Regions from separate parts of the Mus musculus genome. Here regions 2 and 3 are each linked to region 1. The links are chromatin loops, found by intact Hi-C in ENCODE. Cell type or tissue: left cerebral cortex. All regions are shown on one strand.

Evidence for each region. Peaks named below come from ENCODE experiments on the same cell type or tissue, not always from the same donor. Only the 100,000 strongest peaks of a DNase experiment are listed, where the experiment ranks them.
Region 2: a loop joins it to region 1, with 3 times the contacts of the local background. A loop is called at or near these places in 11 of 42 quality-filtered maps.
Region 3: it touches region 1 in a loop (2.1-fold over the local background); 11 of 42 quality-filtered maps call a loop at or near these places.

What each region holds. Positions count from the first base shown.
Region 1 is chr6:137,165,213-137,173,212 of GRCm38, reverse strand. It overlaps Rerg (RAS-like, estrogen-regulated, growth-inhibitor), which reads left to right and starts at 3,495. Exons shown (of 5, transcript NM_001164212.1): 1 at 3,495-3,733. In left cerebral cortex, a CTCF peak has its summit at 3,423 (motif pointing right); a DNase peak (open chromatin) is centred at 3,431; H3K4me3 peaks cover 740 bases.
Region 2 is chr6:136,857,760-136,865,759 of GRCm38, reverse strand. No RefSeq gene overlaps it. Among named protein-coding and RNA genes, the nearest start is that of Art4, 4.2 kb to the right of the region's middle. In left cerebral cortex, a CTCF peak has its summit at 4,583 (motif pointing left); a DNase peak (open chromatin) is centred at 4,570.
Region 3 is chr6:136,994,943-137,002,942 of GRCm38, reverse strand. No RefSeq gene overlaps it. Among named protein-coding and RNA genes, the nearest start is that of Gm30055, 18 kb to the right of the region's middle. In left cerebral cortex, CTCF peaks have their summits at 3,026 (motif pointing right) and 7,217 (motif pointing left); DNase peaks (open chromatin) are centred at 3,681 and 4,547.

The DNA.
Region 1 (8,000 bases):
CTGTGACTGATCTGTGAGGCAGCTGCCATCAGGAGAGTGAGAGGATTTGCAGCTTTTGAGAAGAAGACCCAGGGTCAGAACAGTACAGTAGATGAGACTCCAGTGGTGCCCTTGTCTTTCTTGGTGCAGTGTGTCCAGACTTGCAGGTGTGACATTTATACATCCATGCTGTTGAGGGGTAGAGAGGTTCTTGTATTCACAGAGCAGCATTAAGAGGAAACAGGACTTCTTAATGGAGAGATAAAATACCACTTTTCCTGCCCAGAAGGCTGGGGTAGATTTTCTTAACAACCCGATGACTTTTCTGTGTGTGGAAGCAGACCACACTTTGCTATAGAGGCAGAACTTACCCTGATTCCCCAGAATGGTTATCCCAGACTCTTCCTTCCTGAGACCAGCATCTATCATAGCGAAGATGTCACATGTACTTTATGGCTGGCTAACCTCCATGCTACTAGTCAGAGATCACACTAAATTCTAGGCCTTTTAGCTACAGGGCCTGGCCTGGTAGTGACATGTACTTTGTAAAAGAGTTTCTAAGCAGTCACACCATAAGCCTTATTGTGCCCTGGAATTGGACTGGTTGTTGCCTGGAAACTTTTTTTTCCAAATTGTATTGTTTTAAATACGCTGACAATGAATCGTCTGACCTGATACCCCCTGAAGCCTGCTGAAATCAATCTGCACGAGGTTTTCATTCCTACCTCTCTGTGAGGTTCCTCTTCTCTCTGTGACACCTGCAGGAACACCTCATGTGTCCACTGCTTTTCTATCCACAGTAACAAGGATCTAGAACCAACCTACACACCCATTGACGGAAGAACGAGTCTCAAATATGTGTGTACATACACAGTGGAATTTTAATCATCTGTCAAGAAAGATGAAATTAAGAAACTGGCGGGGAAGTGGATGTAATTGTCAAGGTTACCTCTAAGGTAATAGAAAGTCTCAGATGAAGAAGCACAGGTTGTCTCTCCTAACAGTCATAGGTGTGGGTCCCACCACCTAAAAGTCACGTGATGTGAGAACATTCATAGGGTGTTGTGGTGAAAGGTCAGCTTAGGAACTTTGGGAAGGCCATGAAATACTTGCCCCCTCCCCCAAGGGAGAAGCTAATTACCATTTCTCAGACCACCGGGTAGAACCAACCTGCGGGTAGGAACCCATTCCTCAGGACTGACTGTTGCCCACCTTCAGACAAGGGAAGTCCTTGTCCCCTCATTCCCTAAAGATCAATCAGTTTAAAGGGTATACTGTTTCTGCCAATCATATTGTACCTAGTTGCTGATGCTCTATTCTGCCTCTGGAAACCATATAAAAACTCCCCAACGGTGCCGGAGGTCGCCGCCTCTCCTTCCAGTCTGGGACGACCCCAGTGCACTAGAACAATCAATTCTTCTTGCTTTTTGCATTGATCCCAGCTCCACGTGGTTCACTGGGGTGGGGGTGGGGGGTCCCGGTAAGATAAGGGTCCCTGGAGTCTTACAGTGGGAGTAGCTGTAGACTATGAAACTCCATAGATGACCATGAAAGGGGGGCAGAGAGGTGTTTGGGCACAAAAGGTCGTTTGTGACTTGAAAGCAGAAAGCAGTTGGGGGCTCAACAGAGGGAGGATAAGGAAGGGGGCAAGAAACAACAAACATTGTTTGAAAAATGCTACAGTGAAACTTACTTTTTGTAGGCTAATAAAAACTTCAGAAGAAACTGCAGGAGCGCACACTAATGCCTTCCTTATTGAGAGAGGAGTGCTGGCTTATAAGGGCTATACAAGAGGATATGGAGAGACAGCTAATGGGACAAGATGAGAAAGGCTGCTCCCATGAAACCTGGCTTGTGAGCTTGTGACCTCTTCAGCGAGATCTATTGGATAGGAAAGGCATAATAGAAACTCAGACTTAAGTCATTGTAAAAGTATATACATATATATTGTATATACATTATATATATATTCTAATTTTTATCCTAGACATAAATCATAGATACTGCAAATATCATATATTTAAAATGTATCATCTTTATAGACATTTTTATCAAGTACTGCTCTACAAAGCATGACAGGAAAAGAAGGTAGGTTGAAACTTGACGATATTAATGCTATAAAATTCCACACAATTTGAATTTTATAGAATTTTGCATTGTCTACAAATATAATTTGTCTTCTTACTGTAGGCTCTAAGACCGTTTGTATTCCGAGATGCTGAAATCGCTGTTTCTCAAGGACGGGACCCATGTCTTCAAGTCCACACTAAATAGCTCTTCCAAGTTCAGTGGATAAACAATTTAGATGTATCATGTCTCAAATGGTCTTGTTGCATCCGTTTGATCATTGTGCAGCAGGCCCTGCAACAGGGGGAGAGCATGGGTGCACACACAGTACTCTTCCCCCACTCTTCCAGCCCCTGGAATGTCAAGGGTTAGCAGAACAAGGAGAAACTTGAGAGAATGCAAAGCAAGCCCAATACTGGCAGGGTGCTGGGGCATGTGGGAGGGAGTGTCACTGTAGGTCAGATCTGGGGTCCCCAGGAAGTCGGGGAGGGGGGATCTGGAAATTCACGCTGGATGTGGTGTGTTAAAGGTTTCTCAGTGAGTTATCAGGACACATGCTGAGGCTATCACAAGTCCAACCTCTTCATCCACCCTGCCTGCCAAGTCTCTGCCTCCACGGGGCAGAGACTTTCTTCCACCAGAGTGGCTCCACTGATTATTCCTATCGCCCTGGGCCCCTGCCTGCTCCTGTTGCCTAGCCTCGCTTTCAGTGAGTCACCAGATACCCTGGTAAGAAAACCCAGCTTTGGAATGAAAAAGGAGAAAGGCATAGACATTTCCTGTTGCTTTGTTCATGCCCACCATCGTCTTTGGGAATCCTTTAACCTCTCAGAAGCTCTCCTTTCCCTCCGAAAGACCAGCAATTACAATAGCCATGCTTACCTCCAGGGAGGTGAATATCAAAGGAGATGGGGGATGTAAGCAGGTCTTGCTTAGCTTAGCATAGCATGCATGTTAATTATCTTTGTTGAGGTTTGAACGGGATGGGGTTTGACGCCAAAGCAAATCTTATAAATGCTGGTCTTCCAGAGGGAACAGAGCACACCGGGGACTTTCTCATATATACAAATATGAATTTCGGTTAAATTTGGTGTTTATATCTTTGGAAGTATATTTGTTTCCGATCCTTTCCGGATTTTCTCCCAGCCATTTACTAGTCTTGGACCCGTTTATTTCTATCTTTTTTAAAAATCCTCTGCTTCCTCTCGAATATCATGAAGATAACTGAACACATTCCCAGGGCGTATTAGCAAGATCCTTTGAAAAAAGGCGTAGAGAACACTGCGTAAGTGATGCTTTTTAATCAAGAAAGGACTTAGCTGAAGCCTGCAGGCCTGGCGCTGAGCTAGGCTGGGTTGTGAGGCGCTCGGCTCGCAGACTGGTCCAGCAGGGGGCGCCCGGGCACCTCACTGCAGCATCTTGGTGGCGGAGCGCAGCGGCGGCTGGCCGGAGCTCGCGTCCTGCCGCAGTCTCTGCGCTGCTAGTCTGAGCGAGCGCGAGGGAAGAGACCCCGTCCGGGCACCGCACTTGCAGCCCCAGCGACTCCCAACCGCAATCGCGGCCCCCCAACTCTCAAACGCCTCCTGTAGCCCGCGTGGGTCAGGGTGGGAGAGCTTCCTAGTCTCCGCGGGCGGATTGCGAACTTGGAGAGGACCGCGGCTGTCTCCCCGGCCTGGACAGTGAACAGGTGAGTGACACGCACGTGTCCAGGTGGCTCCCTGAGGACAGGGTACGAGCCCCTGAGGGCTCAGCCCCTGGGTGAGTCCCGGTGGTCTCCGGGTCCCTCCCTAAGGGCGACTTTGGGGTTCTCCTGAGAGATGTGAACGCCAGCCACCAGGCTTGACAGCGCGTCCTGCGCCTAAGGCGTCCTTCCGAATTAGGGGACATCTGCTCTTTATGTGGAGCCTGTGAGCTGCAGAACATGCAGCCCACTGTGGGCTTGCTCCTGGCTGCAGGACCTGTTGATCTCAGGGTAGCGAGCCAGCCGGGGGGCTTGCGCAGTCACAACCTCTTTGGTGTGGCTGTTGCCTTGTGATAAGATGAAGGAAAATTCCTAGCAGAGAAACTGAGAAATCTTGATTTCAGGAGAGGTCTGACCCAGAGAGAAGCGATCTCACTCCACCACCATCAGACTGGATTCACTGCTGTCTTGGACAGCTGTGCTTTGCTTTCTTTCTTTCTTTTTTTTTTTTTTCTTTTTCTTTTTAGAAGGCCATAAAAGCATTAAAATGTAATTATAAAGATGCCCCCACTCGCCTCAAGAGGAAGTGGAAAACTCTGACCTTGATAAACACAGTCTGCGAAATGATTTATTAGGAGCAAAACCTTTTGCTAAGTAAATAAACAGATGGATGAAGCTTTAGAAACGCAATTGTCGTAGGTCTAACAGAGTCCCCACAGGTAGCCTCTTTGGTTAGTATACACCTAAGTGTGGAGGGAGTCAATGAATTCGACGATTGGTCAGTAGTACCAAATGAAACAACACACGTCTTTCCTTCACTCTAATGTTTCCTCTGATGACTTCATGCATACGGAAAAGCAACGCCTTTCATCCCCTAAATATTTAGGTGTGATTTTAGGATGGAAACTTGAAACTTGTTTGGTTTTGCCTCCGGGAAAGCAAATCTGCTCCGAGAGTGAACTTCAGGCCACGGCAGGAATAGTTCCTGTGTTTGAACCATTGAGTTTCCTCAGATCTGAGGGATAGAAGGTCTCTGGTTAATTCAACAGATACTTGCCTGTAGGTTACTATGACAACAATTGACACGTTGATGGTTTCCGTCAAATTTTCATGGGGAAATAAAATGTGAAGGCATCTTTAGAGGGCAGCGTTGCATCGCCCCCCCCTTTTCCCTAAACATATTAGGCGGCTGACATTAAGCAGCTGGATCTTTATGACGTCATAAATGGGGACACTTTATGACATCACAAATGGGACACTTTAACTAACATAATTAATTTCTCCTATGTGAGACCCGTGAGCTTCGGAGGCCAAGGGGAGTTGCTGAAATATTTGACTTGGCTTTAAAAACATATACTTTGATGCTTACTTTAAATGAAGACTATAGCCAGATTCTAGATGCATGGGGATGATACTTTTGCATGAAATGGCAAGTTATTGTCTACAGATGCTCCGTACACAAGCACGCTCTGTGTTTCAAAGAGCCAGCAGCTGTTTGTAAGTTAAAAAAAAATCTAGTAAACAAATTCAACATGCAAACCTTAAATAGAAGGGAGATATATAAAATGACAAATGAGGAATTTTGTTTTGACCCACTGTCTGCTTATAGGTGGACCAGCCTGGAACTCATGATGTAGTCTAAGCTGGTCTTGAATTCAGTATCTCCCCCCCCACACACACACACACTCCTGCCTCCCGAATGCTAGGGTTACAGGGCAGCACCTAAAGAAGGACTTACTTCATCTATAGCCAAAGAATGGGGTAGGACATTTAAGATCTTAGTTTGAGACTGACTACAAAGTTGCCGTTGTCTGTCTGGAGATGTTAAACCCCTGCCTCTTCTTCGCTTAGGAGCACCCACACCTTAGCAACCTGCACACCGAAATGTGTGAGGCCCATGTTAATGGCTCAGATACAGCAGAGAGAAAACAGAAGCCCACTCTTCCTTGTGGGCTATGTATCCAGAGGGAGCTCTGTTTTCTCTTTCCCCTTCTTGGGCTGTCTTTAAAAGCTGTATACCCAAACATTGGCTCAGACAGGGTCAGTTAGCACATTTAGGTAACAGATTGTGGTTAACCTCCCACCCCACCCCACCCCACCCCCTTTGATTTTTTGAGAAAGTTTCTGTAACCCAGGCTGGCCTCAAGTTGGCTTTGCAGCTGAGAGTGGCCTCTGAACCTCTTCCTAAATTGTGGAATTATAGGTGTGTGTCACCATGCCTGGCACAAATACAACTTTACAGACTAGAACAGTGAGTGACCTCTGAACTCCCGTGCCACTGAATTGATGTATATAAAGTGAGGTTTGGAGTTCATGTCAGCCATTGATGGAGTTCAGGCAGTGGGAGTCCCTTAGCCCGTGGGAAAGATGGGAGGTTTCTCATGGTTGGCTGTGCTAGGGGGCAACCACAGTGAACATATCCAGAGCTCTGTTGTGACAGCTTGTCAGGTTGTATGTCAAGTTGTGAAGAAGGGAACTCCGTGTTTTTAGTCATTAAAACAGTGAGTGCCTGGGGACAACTGTGCATATGGTGAGAGGGGGAGGGGACAGTCAAGACCTCAAGCAAGTTTTCTCCGTTGCTGTGTGGCCCCTAAAGAATGCTTCAACTTTTCTGGAAAGTGGAAGCCTGGGGTGGGGTAGCATTCTAAGGGCTGCCAGGCTGCATAGCCAGATCTGAGCATAAGAAAGGACTTGTTTTTATAGAGCCGAGCCAGCACATCACAGGTACAAGTGACAGACACACCATAGCCTAATATAATAAATAGTTTAGGGAGTTTTCCTAGTTGGAAAAGGCTGCCTACTAAAGACACTATTTTCAGAGGACATAAACTTATCTTGGATACCTGGAAGTGACCAAGCAGACACAGATGAGTTGGCTGGCAGAGGAAAAAGCTTTCTGCGCTGGCTGGGAGATTGCTTTGATTGATCCACACCGAAGGCCTTTTCCAAGTTTACATTTTCTTGGTATTAAGAGCCCAGATGTTGGGCTGATGGTGTAACCTGTGGCCAAGATGTTTGCTTGCCTTTGGAGTGAGGCCTTAGACTCAATTCCCTACACAGCATACAATACAGCCAACAAAGACTCCAGATGTCATGGCTAAGGAGCATCCTGAATACAATGAGCATGGGTTGTAGACAATGCCGTGCTTCCAGTGTGAGGGCGCTGTTGTAATCAGGCTTGCCTGAGTTCATCTTTAAAAGGGACTCCAACTGTGGCACACAACTCATACCTTTTGTGTGCTAGGTTATCATACCCAGCAAAACATAGAGGTATGATTGGATATTATGTATTGTTTTGAACCACGTGCATCTGTTACATAGTTTTTCCTGTGACCTAGTGTGAACTGGGATGAAATTTAACCTTGACATAGAAAATTGGATGGTGTAGCAATAGAGTTGACTGATATCAATGCATATTGTTCAATAAAGAGATTCCAAGAGCCTCTCCCCATTGTGTATATTTATATGTTGAGTATTTATAAACAGGTGATAAATGCATTCATTCACATACCATTTATTATCAATTATACCAAGAAACAATTTATTCATAAAAACTTATTAGAGGAAACATATTTAAGAGATATGATGTGTATACATGCCTTAAAGCCAAAGGGTTCTAAATTCTTTTTGTTTAAGGTTTATTTTATTTTTAGTTATGCATATGTGTGTTTGGAGGTGTGTACTTGTGAATGCAGTACCTACAGAGACCACAAGAGATCTTTGGGTAATGTGAGTGCTGGGAACCAAACTCAGGTCTTCCGAAAGAGCAAGATTTGTGCTTAAGCACGGAAACATCCCTCCGGCCCCAGATCTAAATTCTTAAGTCCCAACTTCACTTACTACTAGTTAAGTGGTTTAAGTGAGTTACTCCTATGGCCCTCTCTCTGGACAGTGGTGAAAATCCAATCAGAAGATACGTCACTTGGGGATGTGAAGGCCAGTGGTAATTATCAACCTGATAGAATTCTGGAAATCACCTGGGAGACGGAGTTTCGAGCAGGCCTGTGGGAGGTTCTCTTGATAGAGTTCAGATGGGAAGCCCCGCCCAGTGCGAGGTGAACAGTGGCCTGCGTTGATCCTGTAAGGTTTTCTGGTTGTAGATGTGACAGGACCAACTGCTTCACACTGCTACTGTGCTGCCTTCTTGACAGCCATGATCGACTGACTATAGCTTGAACTTCCAACAACAATAAGCCCTTTCTCCCTTGTTTTTGCCACAGTGATAGGATAAGACAAAAGGTCGCGTGTGCGCGCGCGCGTGCGTGTGTGTGTG
Region 2 (8,000 bases), 310 kb after region 1:
AAATCAGGATGGATGCCTGTATCCTGCTCATTTCATTAGTCTATACTGTATGAGCTAGAGATTAGGGGACCACATCCAGAGAAGGCACACAGAAGGCAATGGCACTTAAGACTAAGCCTGTCGATGATAGCTCAGTGGTTAGGGTGTTCGGCTACCTTGTACAAGGCCCTAGGTTTAGTTCCCAGAACTGATGGTGTGCATGTCTGTTATCTCAGCCCTCGGGAGGTGGAGGCAGAGGATCTGAAGTTCAAAGTCATGCTTAGTTAGATAGTGTCCTTAGGAAGCGTCAAAACTCAATAGCTGAGTGCTTGCCTGTGGTAGGTGAGGACCAGGTTCATTCCCCAACATCGCAAAAAATAGATTAAGTAAACATAACAGCAACCATTTGCTAGTAATCCCAAATCACTTTTGTTTTGTTTTAAATTTCTAGCGCAAATCTTTAATATAATGGTTTCCCTTTATTACACATAGAAATATAAAAACGTGCTATGGATCTCTGCATTTTCTAAAACTCAAATGCTTTTTTAAAAGGTCATCGTTTATGTTACGTGCATGAGTATTGGCCTGCATGATGTATGCGTGCTGTGTGCTTGTGTGCCCGTGGAAGCCGGAAGAGGGTGTCTGATCCCCTGAAACTGAAATTACATGTGGTTGTGAGCGGCTACGCAGATGCTAGGGACCAAACCAGGATCCTGTGCAGGAGCAGCAAATGTTCTCAGCCAATGAACCATCTCCATGGCCCCTCAAATGCTTTTTAAACTAAATCTTATTGATGTTTTTTTTTTTCATTTAAAAAAAATCCATGTAAAATACTAAAAGAGATCTGTGTACCCAGTAACCCTAATTTCCCCACCCTCCCTCCGCCACTCTTTATTGCTTGGAAAAATGGAATCTGGTATCAGCTTCTTCGATTCACGTCCCTGTTAAAAATCTCCCTGTGATGAACAAGCCTCCGCCCGTCTCGGCACCCTATAACATGTTCCATAATGACCGCTTCTGAAGATTCATCTACCTCTGTGACCTGAAAGCCAAGACTAAGGTCACGGAGTCCGAGGTTGGGTCTGGCCCACGTGATCAAGCAAGAGACCAGGCATGTCGGCTCCCCATCCTATCCCGCTGCTGGCTTAGATCATCATGGTTCAAATCACGGGGAGAATTAGAACTGGCCATTCTACCGGTCAATATGTGAACAGTGTCTAAGCTGGACTCCGAGTGTGAGTAGCTGTTTTTCCTGCTCATTAGTCACAAAATGTCAATGTTTATGTGACTGCAGTTGGAATCCAGAGGCACCAGATTGACCAAAACTTTCCTTTCTCAACATTACAGTTTTGTACACAACTTACATGAAAGCGTAACTGCGGTCGCTCGCACATTGGCTGCAAAACAATGTTTTCCTTGACAGCAATTAGGGTTTTGCCCAAAGATCTGCCAGCCTGAAACAACATTTAAAGACATATTTTTTTAATTAAGGAAAGAAAATTACTATTAATGAAGCGATGAAACCACATGCTAAGACCAGAAAACCTATGTTACGTTTCAGCTAAAATGTGTCTTGCTGGTTTCTACATTAGGATAACAGTATCGAGTTGTTCAGTTAACACATTTACAATCAAAAGTGTGTTGAACTTGAAAAGCCTTTGTTTGCAAGATATACACTGCACCATCTTCTTCTATAGGAACAATGACAACAAAATACAGTCATCCTTAAAACATCCATGACAGAATAGGAATCCACTGAGCTAGCAAGACCAAATCAGGAAGCCTTTAAGATGCTATTTTCCCCCACTGTGTACGCACCTAAAGAAAAGCTCACTTAGCCACTGGCACAACTGATGCCATGTGTATGACATCTCTAAGGATCTGCAGAGCTCACCTGGGAAGCTGGAAAGCATCTAAAACAAAAATCTCTTGTCTCTACCTGGCTTTACGGGACCTAAGCTGCTGGCAATAAAAGAGGTCAAGTTCTAGAACAAATTAGATATTTAAAATTAAGCCAACTCTAGGTAGACATGGCGGCACAAGCCTGTAATTGTAGCATCTTAGGAGAGGCAGGAGGATCAGGGTTACAAATGGTACTTGGATAGCTTGAGGCCACCTGGATTACGTGAGACCCTGTGATGAAAATAAATAATAATCTGTCAAACAAAAAGGATGGAAATATTGCATTGCCATAACCCACGGTGATGTCTCTAAGGACCGTGGGAACTGGGAAAAAATTTGTCTTAGAGCCTAGAGAAGCTGCAAGAAAAACAGAAGGGAAAATTAAGTAGACGTGTGTGTAAGATTCCAGAGAATGTGGAAACTATGAGGTGTGGATCCCTGCCTACCAGTGTCCAGCTCAGCTCCAGTTGTATTTCCGTGGGTTGCCCTATGTCTTAGCAACGGTCTGACTTCCTTGTCTGTATCCTGGAGACCCTCGACTTCATGCACAATTGGCAGCTAATTGTATTAGGAGTTAACATCTTACTTAGGGGTGTGTGTGTGTGTGTGTGTGTGTGTGTGTGTGTGTGTGTGTGTGTGTATCATAATTTTCTCACCTCTTCCAGTCTGGTGTCCCCTGCTTTTTCCTTACTGCTGGGCCTGTTGTAGGTGGAGGAGGGGACTCTCTCTCCTGGCACAGCCTTGAACTTAGTTTGTGGGAAAGAATTGAGAATAAACATACACTTCTCTTGGGTCTGGGTTTCTCGAAGTTCCTAAAATAATTCACCTATGCACACACATAAAGTTCAAAACCTTCCCTGCAAGTGACGCTGCAGATGCTCACGTAAGACAGGTCCAGTCCTGTGCTCTCCCAACCATCGCCTCCATCCTGTTTCCTATGGATGAGCCCACTCACTGTATCCCTGAAGGAGGTCCTCCCTGTGTCTAGGGAGAGGAGGAAGCGCCTGCTTCACATTGTTTTCAGTTGCTGAGTACTTCGGACTGGGAAAGTTATCAAGAAGGAAGAGGTTTTGTAGGCAGAGTCTTGTGTAGGCTGAGAAAGGTGTAACCATGCCTGGTTTTACACCAGTTCTGAGGGGTGAACTCAGAGGCTCATGAATGCTAACAGAGCATCCTTCCAACTCGGCCACATCCTCGGCCTCAATAAGGGAGACCAAAGAACTCAGGGTGAAAAGCACTTGCCACCAAGACCGATGACCTGGGCCATCAGAGTGGAGGAAGAAGACCCATTCCTTTACATTGTCCTGACTGCCAACACGCTAGCTGTGCATCTCCCTAGGTTTTAACAATTTTTTTTAAAGTAAAGATTTATTTAGCACATGGCTTTGCAGAGTGGGATTCCCAATCCCTACTAAGGCCTTCTTCCCGCTTCTCAACATAGCAGAGGTGTCACTTGGCTGGAACACGGAGCTACAAGGCCTACATCGTTCCAGGCTCTGTTATGTCCAGCTGTAGCACGGAGAGTGTTTTACAGGAAGACAGTGAGCGTTTTAACTCCATGAGAGCTGTTCGCAGGATAACACCCACCCACCCTTGCAAGGCTCTGGGGACTTCGCAGAGACGGGTGGCAGAACAGGAAGGGTTGGAGTCATGGAGTACCAAGGTATAACAGTGACCACTGGAAGCGGCAGCACCTCTGTCTTCTGGAACCCACAGCAGCTCTGGTCTCCGGCACAAGGCTAAGCCAACGAGCATTCTAACATGGAGTGGAGAGTCTTATGAGTCCCCACCCTAAATGAGACGCTATCGATGGCCAATGGCTTCTGGGAAGGCAGACTATTCTTCTTTAGGTGGGTGTCCCCTGGACGGTCAAGCACACTCCTGTGGATGGCCCCGAACCCATGAGTATATGGGTAGCACACATGGACTTGGTGGGATATTTGTAAAAAGGATGCAAAGTTGGGAGAGGCCGGGGGAGGTGGGATGCAGACTCAGGAGGAGCTGGGGGAGGGGCGGAAAAGCAATATGATCAGAATGGACTGCATAAGATCTTCAAGGAGCTGATAAACATATTATAGTGTTCAGAGGTCTGTCCAGAATAAAGGAATGTATGGGGAGGATGAGCAGCACTGGGTACTGACATTTCACCACAGTCCCTCCCTCCCTCCCTTGTTCATTCATTCATTCATTCATTCATTCATTCATTCAACAAACACTTCTCCAGCTGTTGTAGGGCTCAGGTACAGCCTAAGATGCTTTCTTGATAGGGCAGAGAGTGGATTGATTCACAGTCACCGCGGTAGCTGACAGCTTCACTCACTTCTCTGAGGATGTTGACGGTAAATGATAACTGAGAGTTACAAAGTACAGGCAGCTTAAAAATGATTTGACTGTCGAATACGGGGCCTCTACCAAACTCCTCTCCTGGCAACAGCACGGATTTCTAGCAGTAAGATGCCTCGTCGATAAAACCGACACACGGGTGAGAGTTCAAGATCTCAACAGGAGCTGCTGAGAATCGAGTAGGGCTATACAAGCATCTCCCACCCCTAAACTCTAGGCAAGACCCTCCCAGTGACTAAACTACTTAATGTAAGGCCTGAAAAAAAATCACACTGAAAAACACTTTCCTTTTCCTCCTGCAACACACAACACAGGGAATCACATTAAATGTTATCAAAGTTCCTGCTGCCCTCTACTGGTCTAAGTCTAGAAGTGGCATTCACAGTAAGAATGTTAGCGAACGCTGCCCAAACAATAATTACAAACTGACACCACTCATTTCGAGCTTGGGGAGACAGTGGAGTATGAAGGACAGGAGAGTAAGTAACTCGTTCAATTTCCCAAAACCTCACCTCAGTAGCCACATCTAGGGAGTGAAAGTTAAGGTGACTCTTTCGGGACTGGAGAGGTGGCACAGATGTTAACAGCACTTACTGCTCTTGCAGAGAACCTGAGTTCAATTCCCACACAGAGAGGTTCACACCTACCTATCAAACCTGAGGGTGTGGGTTCACAGCCACCTATCAAACCTGAAGATGCGATGCCCTCCTCTGACCTCCACAGGCACCAGGCACACATGTGGCAAACAGATACATGAAAGCAAAACATTCATCCAATAAAAATGAAGATAAAAGGTTCTAAATGTCTCTACTCCTGACTCTCTTGCAGGCTGAGAAAACAAGCATAAAGCCAAACAGAAGAGGTGCCCAGCAGAGTCTCTCACGAAAGCAGGAGTCTGACCTCGCTAACCTTCCTGAGTCTGTGAGGCCCAGCAAGATGTCTCACCTTAAAGCTAGCTTAGCCAGTGTGTGAATGAGTGAGGAGCACGGTGGTAACGCTCAGATTCTAACTCCAGTTCTTGCCATGCCTCCAATACCCAGGAGCAGCTGGTAATGGGGAATCTAAGAATTTCAAACATCTTAAGAGGCCATTTCAAACATCGCTGGTGGCTGCCATTAAACCTAAATATACACATTCATATCTCAGCGGTCAGTTCTCTCGATTATGTCTTCAAGCATACAGAAAACACACTCAGGCTCGTGCTGCAAGCATGTCCGAGAGTTAGCAACGATAGTCCAAAACGGAACATTAAAGGGAAGGCACTCAGTGGTCCCTTAGCAGGAGCACCTAATGAAAGACTATTATACAACCGCAAAACCTAAGTCCTGCATGTCGGCCTCAAGGGCATTACGCTGAGTGGGGAAAGGTTAAAAAACATCAACACCCTGTGTGCTTTGTTTATCCAATATCCTTCAAGTGACAAATCTGCAGGGGCAATGGGAAAACAGTTATTTCTAGAGATTAGGGGTGGCAGGGAGGAGAGAGAAGCCATGACTCCTAGAGGTCACAAGGTCACGATTAGGTTTATGTAGTGATATGTAGTTTTCCATTTTTCTTATATTTTATTTATTTGTCTATTTATTTGTGTGTGAGAGAGAGGGTGTTCTGCCTGCTTGCAAGTCTACGCAGCACATGTGTACCTTTTGTCTGTGGAGACTGGATGAGGATATAAGACCCCCTGTAGCTGGAGTTACAGTTCACTGTGAGCTGCCGTGTGGGTGCTGGGAGTCAAACCCAGCTCCTCTGTGAGGGTGGCAAACCGTCTTACCCACTGAGCCATCTCTCCAGCCCCTGGATTTACATCTTTATAGTGGCCGAGTGCGTCTCCTAAAGGCTCTGCAAGTGATGAAAGGCGACAGACGTGCACACGTTCCATTCCACCAGAATCTGTCTCCTGGCTGTCATACTGTGTCATGGTTCATGAGACACAGCTACAGGAAAGAACTGTGTGTGGCAGAGCACACAGGCTTCACTGTGCCGGGTCAAATCCATGGCCAGTTCAAATTGCTGTTAGGTTAAAGGTAAGTTTAAGACTTACAGAGCCGCTGGCTGTGGCGACAAACACCTTTAATCAGAGCACTCAGGGAGCAGGGGCAGCATATCTCTGTAACACTGAGGCCAGTCTACACAAACTGTTCCAGGCTAGCCAAGGCTACAGAGTTAGACTCGGTCACAAAGAAGGGGGGAGGGAGGAAGAAGAAAAGAAGGGAAGAAAGAGAAAAATGAACCACAGAGTAAAATCTTATTTAAAAGCCATTTTTAAAGTCCATTAAGAAACTGGCTGAGTTTCACCTCCTCGCGGTACATTCTCTATGCTTGCCCTTGCCTAATCCTCGCTAGTTCCGATGTCTCCACCTATGCACCTATTCTGATCCTGAGCAGCTAGTCAATTTTGTCAAGTATTAGGTATTAGTGGGAAACAGTAAACATGGCTTTATCTTAAGTTTGGAGCTCTTGAGCACATCTGTAATCCCAGCACTCCTGAGACAGGGACAGAGAATCAAGAATTCAAGGCAAGTTCGAGCTACACACACACACACACACACACACACACACACACACACACACACACACATTAATAGTAAATGTTACAGTGCTGGCTGCTGATGCAGCTGCATTGGTCGAGTGCTTGTCTAGCATAAAGGCCTGGCAGTCTGACCCCCCAGTACCATAGAAACAGGTTATGATGGCTTACCCCTGCTATTCCAGTACCCAGGAGATAGAGACAGAGGATCAAAGATTGAGTGTCAGCCTCAGTTCCATATTGAGTTCAAAACCAGCCTCGGATATATGAGACACTATCTTGAAAAAAACCCTTGAAAAATTAATCATTAGGGCTGGAAAGACGGCTCTGCTGGGAAGGCACTGGCCATGCAGCTCACAGGAACTCATCAGGCAGAGCAACAACAGAACAAACGCAGCACGCGCCTGCAGTCCTAGTATGGGGACGCAGACACGGGGCTTCTCAATCCACTACCAAATCTGTGAGCTCCAGGTTCACTGAAAGCCCGGATCAAAAACTAAGGTGGAGAGTGAGGGGTAGGAAGACACTCAAGTTGAACACACACACAAGCACACACACACACACACACACTTGTGAGAAACAAACAAATAAATAAATAAAACATTAATGGGAAACAAACAGTATACAAAGTCTTGTGATTTCACTTCTGCTCTGTGTGTGTGTGTGTGTGTGTGTGTGTGTGTGTGTGTGTGTGTTGTGGGTATAAAGCCAAAATGTAAATCAAAATAGTGGCTTTCTCCAAGCAATCATTTTGAATAATTAGCGTTCCTTCTTTTATGCTTCTATGACTTGGGAAACTTCAGACAGACCAATATTTAACGTGGTAAAAAGAAAGCAGGACCACAATTCCCAAGAACGGAATTTGGTTCTTGTCACAGTTAGATAAGAGGCAGGGAACATAAACAACGTCTGCGAGCCAGCAGACTCTGAAAGGTCGGGAGTAGTGGAAGGACAGCCAGACTTGAGCAGGAAATGTGGTTAACAGTGGAAAGTCGGACTTAACTCCTGCCTGCGGGCCTCATTGCAGATTACAATAGATAGAAAACCTGAAGCTCTCAAAAGAAATAAACATTCAAAGCTGTGACTCCAACAGCCCCCGTCTCTGAACGGGGATGTTTCAAACACACCGTGGAGAGGCAGCAAAGAACACACAACATTAAAAGCCTGTGCTGCTGGAGGGCAATCATTCCAGGGCAGGGCTATCAGCACTGCCAGATGAGCCTGACACAGGTCCACCTTAAGATCGCATCTC
Region 3 (8,000 bases), 170 kb after region 1:
ACACACAGTACAGGCACACAGTCACAGGCACACAGTCACAGGCACACAGCACAGGCACACAGCACAGGCACACAGCACAGGCACACAGTCACAGGCACACAGCACAGGCACACAGCACAGGCACACAGCACAGGCACACAGCACAGGCACACAGCACAGGCACACAGCACAGGTACACAGCACAGGCACACAGCACAGGCACATAGCACAGGCATACAGTCACAGAGAGGTAAAATGCTGCAGGCTCAGCTTCGCACTTCTGGTTTTTTATGTTCCCTTGCACTCTCCCGCTCTGTGGAGTAAATGTTTTTCTACAGCAATGTTACCAGAGCCGTGGCTGTTAACGTGCAAGCCAGCGGATTCACAGTGGTCAATAGCAAAGACTGGACCACTGGGCTTCTCATGAGATTCACGGAGCTGCGCTTGGGTTTCAAACTTATGTATGTATTGTTCCCGGTTTGTTTTTCCTCAGACAGGGTCTCTTCTAGTGCAGGCTGGCTTCAACCTAATTGGCTACTGTAGCCCAGGATAACTTTGAACTCCTGCCCTTCCCACTTCTGTGTGCTGAGTTCCGTCGGGTGCCGAGAAGCCAAGTGTGAGGTGACTTTGATCACTGTGGTGTAAACAGAGCCTCTGCAGGCTTCCTTCTCTGATTCAGAACAGTAGGCAAATGGTGTTATGATTCCAAAGGTAGCCATAAAGGGTGAAGTCTGTGTTAAGTTTCAAACCCAGGGTAAAAGGCGGAGGTACCTCTTTAACATAGCAAGGTGGTTCTGGCTTCCAGGGTCTCTCAGCATCCGCCAGTCCCTACCTGTTACAGGGTATGGCTGGAGCTCTACCCAGAATTCTCCAGCCTAGGGTCTGGGCTGCCCTTCCCCCACAGGCTCATCCTTATCATCTAGACAGTCTGGTTACCCGCCCCTTTGTACCTTTGGCTCCTTGCTGCTGCTACACCTGATTCCCATCTTTACCCTCTCCCAGCATGCCCCAACTCAGTATAGTCATGTCAACTCTAGACTCTCTCAAGCAGCTCTGACTCTGCCCATGCTCGCTCCACGAATCTATAATAAACTTCCTCCTCCCCATGTCTGTAGTGACTTCAGAGCCTTCTGTCTACAGACTTTAAAAGTCAGGTGTTCTAGCACCACCAGTTGAAGACCATGTGTAAAACCTGAAGTTAACCTATAAGCCCCACCCACCCAGGAACCAAGTAACTTCCTGGAATGCTGGGAGTTGTAGTTCTTAGAAAGTAACAAAGCCTCATGGGAAAACATCATGGCCTTTCCATTTATAAGCCCCTGCAAAACTCAGCTGACCAAAACCCATCTTGGCTAGTATTTAATTAGAAGCTTGGCTGAAGTGGTGAAACTGGTTTTTCTCCAGCGAATTTCAGGGGCATTAGACATTCCACTTATTTACTTTCCTCCACCATTGAGCTGTGAGAAGTCATATTCCTTTCTCCTGTTTGCTTTCTCTTAATGAAGCAAAGGGTATAGCAGCAGTGAAATGCATTCCAACTTCCAGTGCAGCCCCCATTACATCGTATTGCAAACTCCTTGAACTCAAGAGGAGACAGCCTATATAGGTTTTGCTTTCTTTTTTTCTTTCTTTTCTTTTCTTTTCTTTCTTTCTTTCTTTCTTTCTTTCTTTTTTTTTTTTTTTTTTTTTGATAAATACAGTTAAGCGTACCCTCCTTGCCACTATGTCTATCTGTTATGAGGATAAAAGGGAAAATGACTTGGGGTGGAAAACTATGGCAGAACCCCCCCTTAACAGGAAAAGTTTTGCGGGGGGGGGGGGGAGAAAAAGTCTTTCTGAAGGCCATCACCCAGGTGAGCCTAGCTGCAGAGCAGGGACTGCCTAGTTCTGCTTTAATCTTCCTGCACGGACAGGGATCTCTCTGAATTGCTCTCCCAATAACTGGCTTTTGTGAGCACTGTTGAATCTGATTATATTCTGTCGCGCTAGGAACATCAAGACAGCTTAGAGCCTTTGCACAACCCCACCCCAGTGTAATTCCGTGCTCAGTCCCGGGCTACAGCAGAGCTTCGGTTGTGTCAAAGGCGATCATGGATCACCTGTTCACTCTGCTGCTTTCTGTGTCTCTGACAAAGGACCCGAGCTCTGTGAATTTGTTCTGTCTCATTGTCCCTGATAGAGATGTATTCTTTTCTCTCTCTTTCAGATTTGGCAGAAAAACATTGCCCGAGGCAGAGATTACTCTTATCGGACTTCTTTTCTGTAGCATTTCCCCTGATATGGCTCAGTGTAGAGAAGATGAGGCCAAGGCTCTCACACAATAGAGCTTTAAAATAACTAACAACGATCTGCCTTGTACATCTCGGTTGAAGTAGAACAGCTTTCTCTCTCTCTCTCTCTCTCTCTCTCTCTCTCTCTCTCTCTCTCTCTCTCTCTCTCTCTCTCTCTCTCTCTCTCTCTCTCTCTCTCTCTCTCTCTCTCTCTCTCTCTCTCTCTCTCTCTCTCTTCTGAGACAGGGTTTCTCTGCATAACCCTGGCTGTCCTGGAATTCACTTTGTAGAGCAGGCTGACCTTGAACTCAGAAATTCACCTGCCTCTGCCTCCCGAGTGCTGGGATCAAAGGCGTGCGCCACCACGCCCGGCATAGAACAGATCTCTTAAAATGAAGGAAAGCATTTGGCATGTTAAGTAAGAAATTTAAAGTCCAAAGCTCTTTCCCATTGTTCCAAATCCCCCTCCCCACCATTCCTACATTCTCCAAGGGGCCCTTAGAAGTGTTCACTTGTTAAGAGTTTGAATGTAGAGCCGGGCTTGGTAGCACACGCCTTTAATCCCAGCACTCGGGAGGCATAGGCAGACGGATTTCTGAGTTCGAGGCCAGCCTGGTCTACATAGTGAGTTCCAGGACAGCCAGGGCTATACAGAGAAACCCTGTCTTGAAAAAACAAAAACAAACAAACAAACAAACACCAAAAAACCAAAAACAAACAAAAAAAGAGTTTGAATGTAGAAGGCTCACAGCGCATGTGTTTTTGACAGTCCCAGCAGGTGGCGCTGTTTGGGAGGACTGAGGCGTCTTTACCTTGTGGTGCCTGGCTGGTGAGAATAGGGGATTTTGACCTGTCTGTGCCTGGTTCTGGCCTGTGTTCTCTGTTTACTATCTGTTCGCAGGTAAAATGCTTTGCCTTTTGTCTCCAGCACTCTAGAGCCACAGGGAGCAGTGGCCATCCTGCCATGGTGGACTGAAATCGCTCTGAAACCATGAGCCAAAAGAAGACCACCCTCCCCAGAGTTGCTTCTGAAGTGTGCTCGGTCACACTCCCACACTCCGGGGGGAAGTAGTTATGTCACTCTACATTCTCACATCAGACCTGTGCACTCCTCCGCAGAGTCCCCTCTTGGGAAGACAGACGGAGCAAAGGTAATATCCTATGGCTTCGGAACAGATTTAGAAAGCTCCCCAGATGCGTGTGGACAGAACTGAGTGGGACACTGTACAAAGCTGATAGGATCTTTAAGAGGTTGAGCCTAGAGGCAAGTCCTAACTCATCCGGGACATGCTGTCCAAGGGGGTTGTGGGATTCTGCATTCTCTGGCTCCCTGGACATGAGGTGAGTGGTTTTGCATCCCTAAGCTCCTACCACAGCGTGCTTCCTTGACAAAGGACAAGAATAATGGCACGAATCACTCAAGATCTGAGACTTAAAGCAGAGCTATCCCAAACCTTTTCTCTTTCTAAGTTTCACACACCAGATGCTTGTCACAGTGATTCAAAATGTGACTCATATTATCTCACGGGCAAGAATTCTTCCTTCCCAGTACACTGTAGGGTTTTCAAACCAGTGGGGATAGCTCATTTATCATCATCATTCACATCTTAATACTATTCTCAATGTGATGTTGCCATTAGAGTGGTCATCTTAGAAGATACACCAACCTTTTAACCCATTAACCCATCTCTTCCCCTCTTTTTATACTTATACTAATTACTGTGTGGCCATGCTGGCTAGTGTGTATTTCACTCCACACCAAACCAAGACTTTCAGGACTCTCCTGATCTCAGCCAACCTTCCTCTGTATATCTGACACTAGCATTCAGTGTAACTCCAGCTCCAAGAGATCAGATATTCCCTTCTGGTTTCTGTGGTTACCGGTATACAAGGCATACACACATACATACAAGAAAAAGAAAACAAGAAAGTATTCAGTAGCAGGACCCTCTGACTTGGAGGGTCCACACCCCATCCCTCCACAAATCTAACCACTAGATTCTAACCCTTTCCTTCTTCGAAGCTTGCCTTTGTGGGGGCTGAGTCTTGAGATCGGAGCATTTTGACTGAAATAAAGCAAATTATGGCAATTAAAGGCCTTGCCTACCTTGAAACCTTTTGCCATTCTTGGAGCCACTATTGGCTTTCTGCACTCTCTGCTTTCTTCCTTGAGTCACTGAATTGGGGTTTCTTACTATGAGATCTGAGAATAGCGATGGTTTGCACACAAGCTCCACTCTCTGGTTTTCGAGGGTGGAAACAGAGAAAGTACAAGAGGGGGAGGAAGGTTAGCATTCAAGCCAAAGCCAGAAACAAAGAGAACGCACTGTGGTGTCTCTGCGGCTGATGCCTGACTCCCACACTGCTGTATTCTACTGCAATTAAGCTCTCAGTTTCCAACTCTCTACAATTGTGCTCTCCAACGGCATTTCAGAAACAGGGAAGCCGGAGCCCATCGCACACCCTTATTTTTAGCATCTATTAATTGCATGAAGCAAAGGGCTCCTGTTGACATTTCCATACTTGCACATAATGTCCTTTCATCTACTCCCAACCTCCAGCACTCTTGTGATCTCACCTCCCTCTCGCCTCCCACACTCACAATGGTCCCCTCTGTCCTTTTCTTCTTCTCCTAGATCTCAGAGTGAGAGAAAGGATGGGATACCTGCTCTTGTAAGATTGGCTTAATTCACCGAACGTGATGACCTCAGATTCCATTAGCTTTCTTGGAGGTGATAGAATTTTGTTCTTTATAGCTGAATAATTGAGTTTATTTATGTACTGTATTTTATTTCATCGATGGACATCAGAGATTATTTCATAATCTGATAATATGTATCATATTATATATTATATTTGTATATAACATAATATATACATATGTATATTTTCATAATATTGTGAATACTGCAATGGTGAAAATGGGTACTCGGGTGTCTCTGTGGCAAGCAGAACTCAAAATGTGCTTAAAACCTTAAGTAAGAATTGACACGCTGATGGGACTGGGCAGGCAGACTGATCAGTCAGCGAAGTGGTTGCTACACAGGCATGAGGATATGAGTTCCTCTTCCCAGCACCCACATACAAACAACAACAAAGCTAAAAGCAGGGTACACATCCCTACACTGGAAACAGGGTCCCAGGTAGATAGATCACTGGAGCTCACCAGCCAGCCAGCCTGAGGTTCCGTGGGAGACCCTGCCAAAAACACAAAGTGGAAATGGGTAGATCAACACACCCAGGGTATGCATGTATTAATAGACATATATGTGAATGCACACACACACACACACATGTATACACACCTACACAAAAGAAAAGGACACAAGCTTTGGAGATACTAGAGAAGAACATACAGGAAATACGTCACTCTGGGCATTGATAATTACTCTCGGAACGCTGCTGTATCAGCTCAGAAAATAACAGCAAGAACTGATAGCTTGCATTAAACTGAATTTAAAATGCTTCTGCACAGCAAATGGAGTGACCCACAGAGTAAAGAGACGGCTCCATAAAGGGAGAGGGGCTTTGGAGGAGTGTGCCAGGTATCCATCTATCAGGGGCTTAACCTCCAAAATGCTTGAAGAGTCCAAACACTGAAAAATCAGTCACTGGACATGTCACCTGGATACTTTTCAAATTGAGTTTAACATGTTGATAAGTCCACTGGAACATAGCCAACATCCTCAGCCTGCAGCATGCAATAGAAGCCGTTTGTCATAAACAAGACATGATCCATAACTTTAGCTAATGCAGTGAGTGCACACAAAGCAGCCACCACCCTGTGGTTCCATTTCAGGTTTCAGAGTTGAAGGAGAAGGCTGAGGAGAGATGGAGTCCAGGGTCTGTTAGAATTCACTCACTCTGAGTCTCCTTCTGTGCCTGGTCCCTTTTCCCCTCAGCAAGGAATTTCTTTTCACAGTTTCCTGTTCACTGTTTCTTGGTATTTCAAAGGCAGCTGACTGACAAGCTGTGACAGGACATTTCTGGGGGACTCTGCTTCACTTCATTTTGGCTTTTCCCTCACAAAACAAAACAAGCAGGGCACTTAAAATGTGAAAAATAAAGGTGTAATTTTGACACAAAGTGAGAGCTTTGTCTATTTCGCTTTCCAAGGAGTCCAGGGAAATACCATTTGAAGTTCTGCCAGCCGGCTGCTTCATGTAGACGAGCTAATTACAATAGTCAGATAAGAAGTTCATGCGGAAGTATGCATGTAACCTTTATAATAAATTACTGCTTAAAAACCCAATGAATTCAGACAGAACAGGCGAAAGCTTTAAGCCTTTTAGCAAGCTGCTCTTTGTTAAGCTGGTTTTTTTGTTGTTGTTGTTGTTGTTGTTGTTTTTCAAGAAAATAATGAGAGGGGGCAAGAGTGACAGAGAGAGACCAAGGGAGATACAAAATTACTTAGTTATGGAAAGATGAGAGGAGGGAGCAGGAGCCCGGTACACAGCATAACCTAAGCCTTTTGTGCCACAAACCTAAGGCTCAGAGCCTACAGATGAGGGGAGAAATATGCAGAAGGGAATCAAAAGAGACAGGAAATCTGACAACGAGCCCCCAAGCACAAAGCCAGGGCCCGAAAACGGGGACCACTGTTGAGAATGGGCTAGCTAGTTATCCAAAGTTCCCTTAAACCTAACACTTGGGAGGCTGGATCAGGCAGATTGCTGTGAGTTTAAGGCAAGCCCGGGCTACATAGTGCGTTTTAGATTAGCCCAGGAACAGAATAATATGTCTCCAAAACGAGGAGGAGGAAGAGGAGGACAAGGAGGAGGAGGAGGAAAGAGCAGAGGAAAATGAGGGGGAAGAGAAGGAAGATGAGCCGAAGGAGGGGAAGAAGGAAGTGGATTTTCTGTTGGATGTACGTACTTTTAAAGCGGAGCCAAGTCTAAATCATGGCAGAAGCCCAGTGGTCACTTCAAATGAGGGACTAACCACCCGGAAGTGGGCGCAAGGCAGTCTCTGCCCCCTGGCGGCAGACAAGACAACTTGAGGTCCACGCCTAAGGTTAAATCCTGGCTGCCAGGGCCCATGGCTACTCAGGAAAGTCCCACCTTACATGCACCCCCTTTCTCTTAAGTGGCTTGTCCTTACCCCTTAACCTTGTTAAGCGTCCTCCTTGGCTGAGGAGTTAGAATTTGTCTGGCTGACTCTACACACTGCTTTGCTCTGCTCAGTTCTCCGTACCTCTGCAAAGCAAGGACACCACCACAAAAGCAAGCCAAGGATGGAACAGGCGACCAGGTGTGATACCTTGTGCGTGAATTGCTTGTCTTGTTGATTCCACAAAACACCTGACAAAACCGACTCAGGAAAGGGAGCACTTTGGCTCACACTTCAAGGGTCTGGTGCATGGTGGTGGGGGAGGCAGGGCAGCAGGAGCGCAGGGAGCGAGGGAGCTGGTCAGTTGCACCCAGTCAGGAAGAGGGGCAGATGGGTACAGGTTCCCTTTGTTCGGAACCCCAGCCTGTAGAGTTCTGCTACTCACATTTAAGGTGGATCTTCCCATCTGGGTTAGCCTAATCTAGAAAAATCCTTCATCGAAATGCCCAGGCATTTGTTTCCACAGCGATCAGAAATCCTGTCAAATTGACAATCAGCGTTAACTACACGGAACACAACTGCAGTCCTCACTCTTGAAAGGCTGAGATGGGAGCGTCGAAAACGAGGAGTGTGGGAGCCTTGCCTAAACTACATAGCAGGTCCCAAGGCAGCCTTTACTATAGTGTGAGACGCTGTCTTCTT